Linked DNA regions of Homo sapiens: region 2 is linked to region 1. Evidence: read pairs that join two places in POLR2A ChIA-PET (ENCODE). Cell type or tissue: HepG2. All regions are shown on one strand. Each heading gives the region's core, and the rest is flanking DNA. Links, peaks and the distances in the headings are about the cores only.

Region 1 (4,356 bases), core at 357-4,356:
GGGGTGGGGTTGTCAGATAAAATACAGAACTCCCAGGTCAATCTGAATTTCAGGTAAACAACAAATACATTTCAGTACAAGTGTGTCCCATGCAATATTTGAGACATGCTGGTGCCAAATATTGCATAGGACATTATATTAGCCCATTCTCACATTGCTATAAAGAACTACCTGAGGCTGGGCCCAGTGGCTCGCACCTGTAATCTCAGCACTTTGGGAGGCCAAGGTGGGCGGACCAATTGAGGTCAGGAGTTCGAGACCAGCCTGACCGATATGATGAAACCCCATCTCTACTAAAAATACAAAAATTAGCCAGGCATGGTGGCAGATGCCTATAATCCCAGCTACTCAAGAGGCTGTGACAGGAGAATCGCTTGAACCCGGGAGGCGGAGGTTGCAGTGAATGAAGATCATGCCATTGCACTCCAGCCTGATCAACAAGAGCTAAACTCCGTCTCAAAAAAAAAAAGAACTACCTGAGACTGGGTAATTTATAAAGAAAAGAGGTTTAACTGGCTCATGGTTCTGCAGGCTGTACAAGAAGCATAGCTGGGGAGGACTCAGGAAACTTACAGTCATGGGGGAACAGGAGGAAGAGAGCAAAGGGGAGATGCCATACACTTTTAAACAACCAGATCTCCTGAGAACTTACTATCAGGAGAATAGCAAGGGGGAAATCACGCCCATGATCCAGTCACCTCCCACCAGGCCCTTCCTCCAAGACTGCAGATTACAATTTGACATGAAATTTGAGCAAGGACACAAATCCAAACCATATCAGACATACTTATCCTAAAACTGTATTCATTGTTTATCTGAAATTCAAATTTACCTCTGTGCCCTGTATCTTTATTTAGTAAAGCTGCAACCCACTTGGGTGATGCTGTGCCCTTGCTTACCTGGTACCACCACTGCCAATCCTGTGCCCAGAACATAGCAGACTTTCAATTAATGTTGAATGGATGTGGGACAGGTGGATGGGGGATAGATGGATGGTGGGTGAATGGGTGGATGGATGGATGGTGGGTAGATGGGTGGATGGATGAATGGATGGATGGATGGGGTGGATGGATGGGTGGATAGGTGGTTAGATGGATGGATGGTGGTAGGTGAAGGGATGAATAGATGGATGGATGGACAGATGGATAATGGGGGTGGGTGGATTGGTGGGTGAATGGATGATGGATGGGTGGATCGGTGGATGGGTGAGTGGATGGATGGGTGGATGGATGGTGGGTGAATGGGTGAATAGATGGATGGATGGACGTAGGGGGTTGGGTGTGTGGGTGGAAGAGTAGACAGATTGGTGGATAGATGGGTGGATGCCTAGATGGGTAGGCGAATGAATGGGATTTGGATTCAGTAAGAGGTTTTAACACTAAGCTGTCTTAAATGCCCAAATGACAGGGCCAAGGTGGGAGTAAATGAAGTGCCAGCTGATGGGAAAACTCCCAGCTCTGACACCTCTCACCACCCCTGCGACTCTCCTGCTCAGATTCTGAATCTGTAAAATGGGAATGCTTAGTGGTGCTCCAGCAAGAGGAAGCTCCATGTGCTGCAACACAAGTTATATGTCCTGACATGGATGCCTTGCTGGGGGTGGTGGGGGGTGATTCGCCTGCAGACGTCAAAGCCCTGCCTGCCAAGATCCTTGACTTCCCAGCCCCAACCAGGCATCACTCAAAGGTGACCTCTCCACTCCCAGCACCAAGGAGTTGCCTTTGGACCCTGACCACCCTGATGGCCAAGGCTAGGCTGGCCAGCACCTCCCCAGCAGCCCTTCAGAGGCCTCCACAGCCCTGTGTCCAGTCTGACACAAGTGTGTCAGGTGGTCATGAGCACCGTTCCCTTCCAGCAAGGCCACCTCTTCCTGTGGGGAAGGGCCTCAGGTAGGCAGGCCGGAAGCACCTGCAGACCCCGCACTCAGAAACTGCCACCCCGCTTGTTGAACCTTGTGTTTTAGAAAGGGTCTTCCTTTCACAGCATCTCCCTCTCCCCAGTCCTCCTCCCAGAGGCTGTTTAAGGGTGGGCGTGGGACCCCCAGTGTTTCCAGGGTTATTCCTAGGGATGGACTTCTTATAAACAATATTGCCCCTCTTCCCAGGGCCCCAGGGCAAGGAGCAGCGAGCCTGGACCTGCAGCCACTGTAGCCCCAGCCTGGGGGAGGGGACAGCACAATCAGGGTGAAGTGGAGTCAGAGGTGGGTGTTGTGGAGGGGGGAGCGGCGCGGGGACAGCTGTCCTGGCCCGGCTACCTTCCCTGCCCCCTGTGACATCAGCCCATCAATTCCCTCCCTCTTTTGCCCTCACTAGGTCGGGTCTCTGGCCCTCGCAGCCACAAGGTTCCTGACTCCTGTGTCCTTGTGAAAGAGCCACACACAGCAGCAGGGGGACTGCCCCCGCCAGGACCAGCCCAGGATTCCTGCTGGATTCCGTGTGTCAGGACCACCCATTCTAGCAGAGGAGCAGGAAGCCCAGAGAGGCAAATCACGCGTCTAGGAAGCAGAGAGGGATCCCCGCCCCAGGGCCGCCTGAGGAGTGAGAGAGCTGAGGCTGAGGTCTGCTGTTACTAGAGCTGAAACCTACGGACCTACCCAGCTCCCGTTTTCGCCGCTGGGGAGACCCACGGGGAGATCAAGGGGCCTGGGGGGGGGGGGGCCCTCCCACCTTGGACGTTGGTTGCCACATCTGCACGTGACGGGGAGAAACGTGTCATTCCAGGAGGACAGGAGGGCGGGGCAGCTGAGGGGGGATCCCCAGATATAGGGGCATCCCCAGGACCCACCCCCGTCCTGTGGAGGCAGGAGGAGGGGCCGCACCCCTGGGTTTGAAAGGCAGCAGCCGCCTTCCAGAGGGAGCGCTGGCGGGACCTTACCGCACCCCCTTCAGAGTAGCCCCCTCCCCCCATTGCTGCCCTGGACTCTGCGGCCAGCAAGCTGGAGGTTCCTAGGGCTATGGGGGACAGGAGGCTGTGGCTGGCTGAGGACTTTGTGTCAATGTTCCCACTGCCTCTGGGGACTGGGGACAGCCAGGCCACACGCGGGGGCAGTGGGACTTAGCACCTGAGCCTGCTGAGCTCCTGAAAGCCCTGGAGGTTCTCGGTTCCCCGAGGTGGGGCAGGGAGGAGGGAGCCCCTGGTGTGGCCTGGTTCTGCTGGGCGGAACACTCAACACTCCCTTCCCTGACGAAGAGGCGAGAGCTGCTTCGGGAAGAACCACCTGCCCTCACCCCACTCGGTCTGGGACAGGCAGGGCACTGGCCTGCCGGGAGCCCCCGCCCCTGTGCCTGCAGCGCTGCTCTGCGCCCTGCTCCCTTACTCCACCTCCTTCCACCTCCTCCCCTTCCTCCTCCTCCCAAGGAGGAGGCAGATGGTGGTGGAAACTCTGCTTCCTCCATTTTCCGGAGCGTGACTCAGCACCGCAGCTGCCGCCTCGGCCCCCACGCAGCAGCGCGAAGCCTGCCCTCCCCTACAGCGGAGCCCGGGGACTCCCCAGAACACCCCTCCCGCAACTCATCTGGAGAACGCAGGGCTGCGGGCTGCCGAGCCCACCTTCCCGGAGCCCCCAGCCCAGCGGACCCCTCCTAGGCAGCTAATTTCCCGCCCACCCGGCGACGGCAGAGGACGTGTGCCGGGGCGGAGTGCGGGCAGGTGGGCGGGGCTGCAGCCCCAGATCTCAGGGACACACAGAGGCGACCACGGGGCTTCTTAGCTTCTGGGTGGCCGCCCCGCCCAGGAGACTGGGCTGAGCGAAGGGGAGGGGAAGGCCTAGGAGGCACCCCAAGAAAGGACCCATCAGAAAACACAGGGAAGTAGGAAAATAAGAGAAATTTCCAGAAGCAAGAGGCTTGGCTCATGCGGAATGCCGCAGAGCCAGGCCTCAACCCACCGGAGAATCTCTGAGAACACTGACTGCAGCCCACCACGGTGGCCCCGGGTCCTGCTCTGAGCTCCTGTCGGCCCTCGTCCTCCCTACATCAGAGCCTCCCCTGGGAGCCCCAGAGATCCTCTCAACTCCTTCTCGGGACAAAGGAACCCTCCCTGCTGAGAGCCCCTGGTGGCTCCTCCCACTCCCCCACTCGGCTCCCTCTCTCCTCCTCACTCCCTTTGTGGTGGGCTTGGCCCAGGAGAGTCCCGGCACCCCCAGCTGCTCTCTGTAAGCCCCTGGGGGTGGCCAGCTGGGGTGGGCTCCCCACTCCTGCCTGGCCGTAATCAGGGAGCCGTGCCTCGGGATGTGGGCACACACTCGTGCACACGCACACCGTCTCAGCAACTGGGCTCTCCTGAGAGTCCCCTTCCCAACCCACAAAACAAGACCTGCCAGCGCCCCCACCCCTTCCTCCCACTTCTGTCCCCCTC
Region 2 (4,379 bases), core at 242-4,241, 820 kb before region 1:
ACGGAGCCTGTGACTGGAACCCGGAGCCAAGTCTATGGCCTCCACCTGGTGGCCGCTGCCTCCAAAAACTCCCAGCTCCACAAGTCCCGCCCTCTGCCTTGGCAGGGTTTGCCTGGTGTCCTACACACACTGTACTGGTCTTTCAGGGTCTAAACCTCTCTTTCTCCCTTCCTTCTGGAATCTGTCTGGGGCCCCTGTGAGGAAGAAAAGGCTGCTGGGCCAGGACACTTCATCCATTCATTCATTCCTGACCTTTCTTGCGTCCTCCGTGCTAGGCCCGAAGGAGGGTAGGAGTCTTGGTCCCTGCACACAGCGAGCTTTCCCTCTGGATGTTGTGTCAGGCCACACACTTTAGTCTTCCGTCTTTTCTTCTTCACCAAGCATCCCACCCTAAGCGCCCGCTCACTCCTGCCTTTATTTCGGGTTTTCCCTGACATTCTTCTACCTAACCCACTGCTTTTCCCCAGCTCTCTGCCTCTTGGCTGCTTCCAGTTCCCGCCATTACTCACAACGCTGTCACATCAGTCAGGGTCCCATAGGGAAACAGATGGCTTCCTCAAATTAGGGAAATTCCAGGAAGGCGATTTACAAAGGGGGATGCTTACAGAAGGAAGGGGGGACCACTAGGGGAGGGCAGGACTCTGGGACCAGCATTAGGGGGACTCTTTCCACCATCAGGGCTGGAAGGAAGAGAAAGGGGAGCTCTCCAGCAAAGAAGAAAGTCCAGAGGAGGCTGGCCTGGAGGGCAGTGGCATTGGTCAGAGGCAGGCCCAAAGAGGGAGGGGATCCATTCCCGCATCGCTCCCTCTCCTGCCTTTGACCTCCCACAGGGCACCTCCACATCTGGCTGCAGCCCATGGAGGTGGCCCCAAAAGGCAAAAGCAGGGTGAAGGATGGAGCATCAATCTGGGAGGACGAGAGCCGGACACCCAGCACAGGTGTGCAGGAAACTTCTGCACAAACACCTTTCTTCTTTGTAGGGGGTTTCTGTAGTATGAGACATCAAGAGAATTCCTGAGCCAGAGCCTTCCTGGTTTGTAAGAACAACTGCATTTTAACAGAACCCCAAAATACGTATGTCACTACCCCACTGAAGGCCCTTCCATAGCACCATCTATGGCTGTCATGTAACAGCCACACCTGGTGGCCTCGCCGGCAGTGCCCCAACTCTGCTCCCAGCAAGCCAGACTGCTGTGTTCTCCACAGCCCCTGTGGTCCGGGCTGTGGCTCTCCAAGGCCCCTCTCTTCCATTCTAGGTGGATCTGCTGACACGTGGTCTGTCCTTCAAGGCCTCCTCCGATAGTGCAAATGTATTTCCAAATACCACCACCTTAAGGGTTAGGATTTCAACACATGAATTTGGGGAGAGCACATTCAGTCCATAACAAGCAGAGCCTCATGAATGGGATTAATGCCCTTATAAAAGGGGTCTTAGAGAGACCCCTCACCCCTTCTGGCATGTGTGGACACTGTCAAAAGGTGCTGTCGACCGGGTGCGGTGGCTCACGCCTGTAATCCCAGCACTTTGGAAGGCTGAGGCGGGCGGATCACCTGAGGTCAAGAGTTCAAGACCAGCCTGACCAACATGACAAAACCCCGTCTCTACTAAAAACACAAAAATTAGCCGGACGTGGTGGGCACCTGTAATCCCAGCTACTCAGGAGGCTGAGGCAGGAGAATCACTTGAACCCGGAAGCGAAGGTTGCAGTGAGCCAAGGTCGTGCTGCTGCACCCCAGCCTAGCGACAGAGCAAGACTCCATCTCAAAAAAAAAAAAAAAAAAAAAAAAAGGTACTGTCTATGAAGCTGAAGCAGAAAGCAGGCCCTCCTTAGACCCTGCACCTGCTGCTGCCCTGACTTTGGACTTTCCAGTCTGCAGAACTGTGAGAAATACATTTTTGTTGTTGACAAGCACCCAGTTAATGATACTTTGTTACAGCAGCTGCAACTAAGACACCACCCCTACACTACCCCACTCACTCCCGATTCCCCAAACCCTGTGCAGAACTTAGCAGTGCCTAGCCACATCCCTTAGCAGTGCCTAGCCACATCCCTTAGCAGTGCCTAGCCACATCCCTAAAGCCGCTGCTTCTCCATCTTCAGCACCTGAGAATCGCCTGGAGGGCTGGGTCCATCCCCAGGGCGTCTGCTCCAGTAGGTCTGGGATGGGCCCAAGTATTCGCATTTCTAACAAGTTCCCCTGTGCTGCTGATGCTGCTGGTCCAGGGACCACACTTGGAGAGCCACTGCCCCAGGCTGTCCCCACCCGACCCGTCTGGCAGCCCCTGAGGCTGTGGGAGGCCACTCCACCACGATGGCTGCTGCATAGGAGCAGTCCTCACAAAGACTGGGGCTGGAGGGTCCCCGGCCCCCTCCCCTGACGGGCCGGCTCTGCTTGGATGCACGTTCCACACAGCTGCCCAGAGGCCACTGAGCCCAGGCAGGCGCAGGGTACCCTGTTCAGCTATGCACCCTGTCCTCTCTCCTTCCCTCCTCATCTCGCTTCCTAGGATCACTTTCCAGACCCACAGCTGGCCCTGGAATCCCAGTTTCTGGGCTCACCCTCTGGACAGCCAACCCAGGATGCTCTGTTCTACTTTTTCTCTTTCCCCTAACATATATTGCCTTCTAATATAACATTTTATTCACATATTATATATATATATATATATATATATATATATATATATATATATATATATATATATTTTTTTTTTTTTTTTTTTTTTTTTTTTTTTTGAGACGGAGTTTCACTCTTGTCGCCCCAGCTGGAGTGCAATGGCGCGATCTTGGCTCACCGCAACCTCCGCCTCCGGGGTTCAAGCGATTCTCCTGCCTCAGCCTCTCCAGTAGCTGGGATTATAGGCATGTGCCACCACGCCTGGCTAATTTTGTATTTTTAGTAGAGACGGGGTTTCTCCATGTTGGTCAGGATGGTCTCGAACTCCCGACCTCAGGTGATCCACCTGTCTCGGCCTCCCAAAGTGCTGGGATTACAGGCATGAGCCACCATGCCTGGTCTTATTATATTTATTGTTTATTGTCTTGCTCCTAGTAAAATATAAGTTCCAGGAGAGCAGGGATCTGTATATGTGTCCCAAGCACTTAAAACAGTGCCTGACACTCAGTAAGTAACCACTAAGGAAGGAAGGGAGGAAGGGAGGGAGGGAAGGAAGGGAAGGGGGAGGAAGGAAGGAAGTGAGGGAGCCAGGGGAGGGAGGGAGCGAGTGGAGGGAAGGAGCCAGGGAGGGAGGGAGGGAAGGAAGGAAAGGAAGGACCACATGAGCTGGCCGGGTGGGGACAGATGTGGGGCCTTCCTGGCACCTGGTCCCATAAACCTCTGCAGGTGTTTAGTGAATGTTGAGGGTGGGGAAGGGAAAGGGAAGGAGGCCTGAGAAGAAGGGGTGCCTCTTCTCGGCTGACCTCTGAAATTGGCTGACCACCTCCTTGGAGGACAACTCCTTGGCTCCCTCACAGGTAACTAAGGGGTGGAGAGTGTTGCCAGTTCTGCCCAGTGAAGCTGCTGGCAAACCATTCCCAGCTCAGACCATCCCTGCTCGCTCCCTTGCCAGTGTCTAGCCTCTGTGCTCCCTCGGCACCCACCTCCCTGCAGTCCCCTGGGTGGGCACCCAACGGCCTGCCTCCGTCCAACTCTCGGTCCGAATTCTCTGTTCCCTGGCCCACCTGGAACTCTCCGACCATCTGTGCTCCCTGTCACAGGGGCTCCTGGTGGGAGGAAGTTGAGCCTGGGGAGAAGCGACTCGGCTGGCACGCTGGCTTCCAGCCCTGCCCTGTCCTTCCCGCCGGCCAGCTGCTTCCAGGTCAACCTTGGGTCCCACTCCTGAGGACAATGTCCCTTCACTGTCCCAAGCAGGAGCGCTGATTCCGTCATCTGTCATGTACGAAAACCCCTTCTTGAAGCTTCTCAGATGCCCCTGCCTTTCCTGGCCAGGGGTTTCTCTCCTAGTCCGTCTGCTGTGGTCTTTCTAGAGGGCCGAATCAAGGCCAGTTCTGAGTGCTCCTTAATTTATTTTTATGTTGAAATTTAATTTTGATTTTCAAAATTGTCATTGCATCATTCCCAAGTGTTTCAAAGGATTTTATCTCACTTGCCGGTCGCTATAATCCTGTGAAGGAAATACCATTTCTCCTTCATTACAGATGAGGATATGGAGGCTTTCCGGGTCTTTCAGCCTCTGAGTGGGAGAGCCAAGATTCAAATCCAGCTCTTCTGACTCTAAATCCTGCACTCTCTACAATGTATACACTTTGCATTGTTTTATGAGCTCAGGATCCATTTGGCAGTAACTACTTGGATATTTTGTAGCAAGAAGTTAGCAAAATGTGCTTTCTTTTCTTTCTTTCTTTTTTTTTTTTTTT

What was found. ChIA-PET counts read pairs that join two places held together with the same protein. Peaks named below come from ENCODE experiments on the same cell type or tissue, not always from the same donor. Only the 100,000 strongest peaks of a DNase experiment are listed, where the experiment ranks them.
Region 2: POLR2A ChIA-PET joins it to region 1 with 5 read pairs; 2 of 35 experiments call an interaction of 5 or more read pairs at or near these places.

The regions. Positions count from the first base shown.
Region 1 is chr14:104,674,512-104,678,867 of GRCh38, forward strand. MIR4710 (microRNA 4710) reads right to left here and starts at 3,238; the gene lies at 3,183-3,238. RefSeq lists enhancers at 2,411-2,968, 2,969-3,525 and a silencer at 4,051-4,100. In HepG2, for the core only: no CTCF peak of the experiment used is centred there; a DNase peak (open chromatin) is centred at 2,400; H3K4me3 peaks cover 820 bases.
Region 2 is chr14:103,856,286-103,860,664 of GRCh38, forward strand. PPP1R13B-DT (PPP1R13B divergent transcript) reads left to right here. Exons shown (of 3, transcript NR_038436.1): 3 at 1-1,764. Among named protein-coding and RNA genes, the nearest start is that of PPP1R13B-DT, 11 kb to the left of the region's middle. In HepG2, for the core only: no CTCF peak of the experiment used is centred there; no DNase peak of the experiment used is centred there; H3K27me3 peaks cover 386 bases.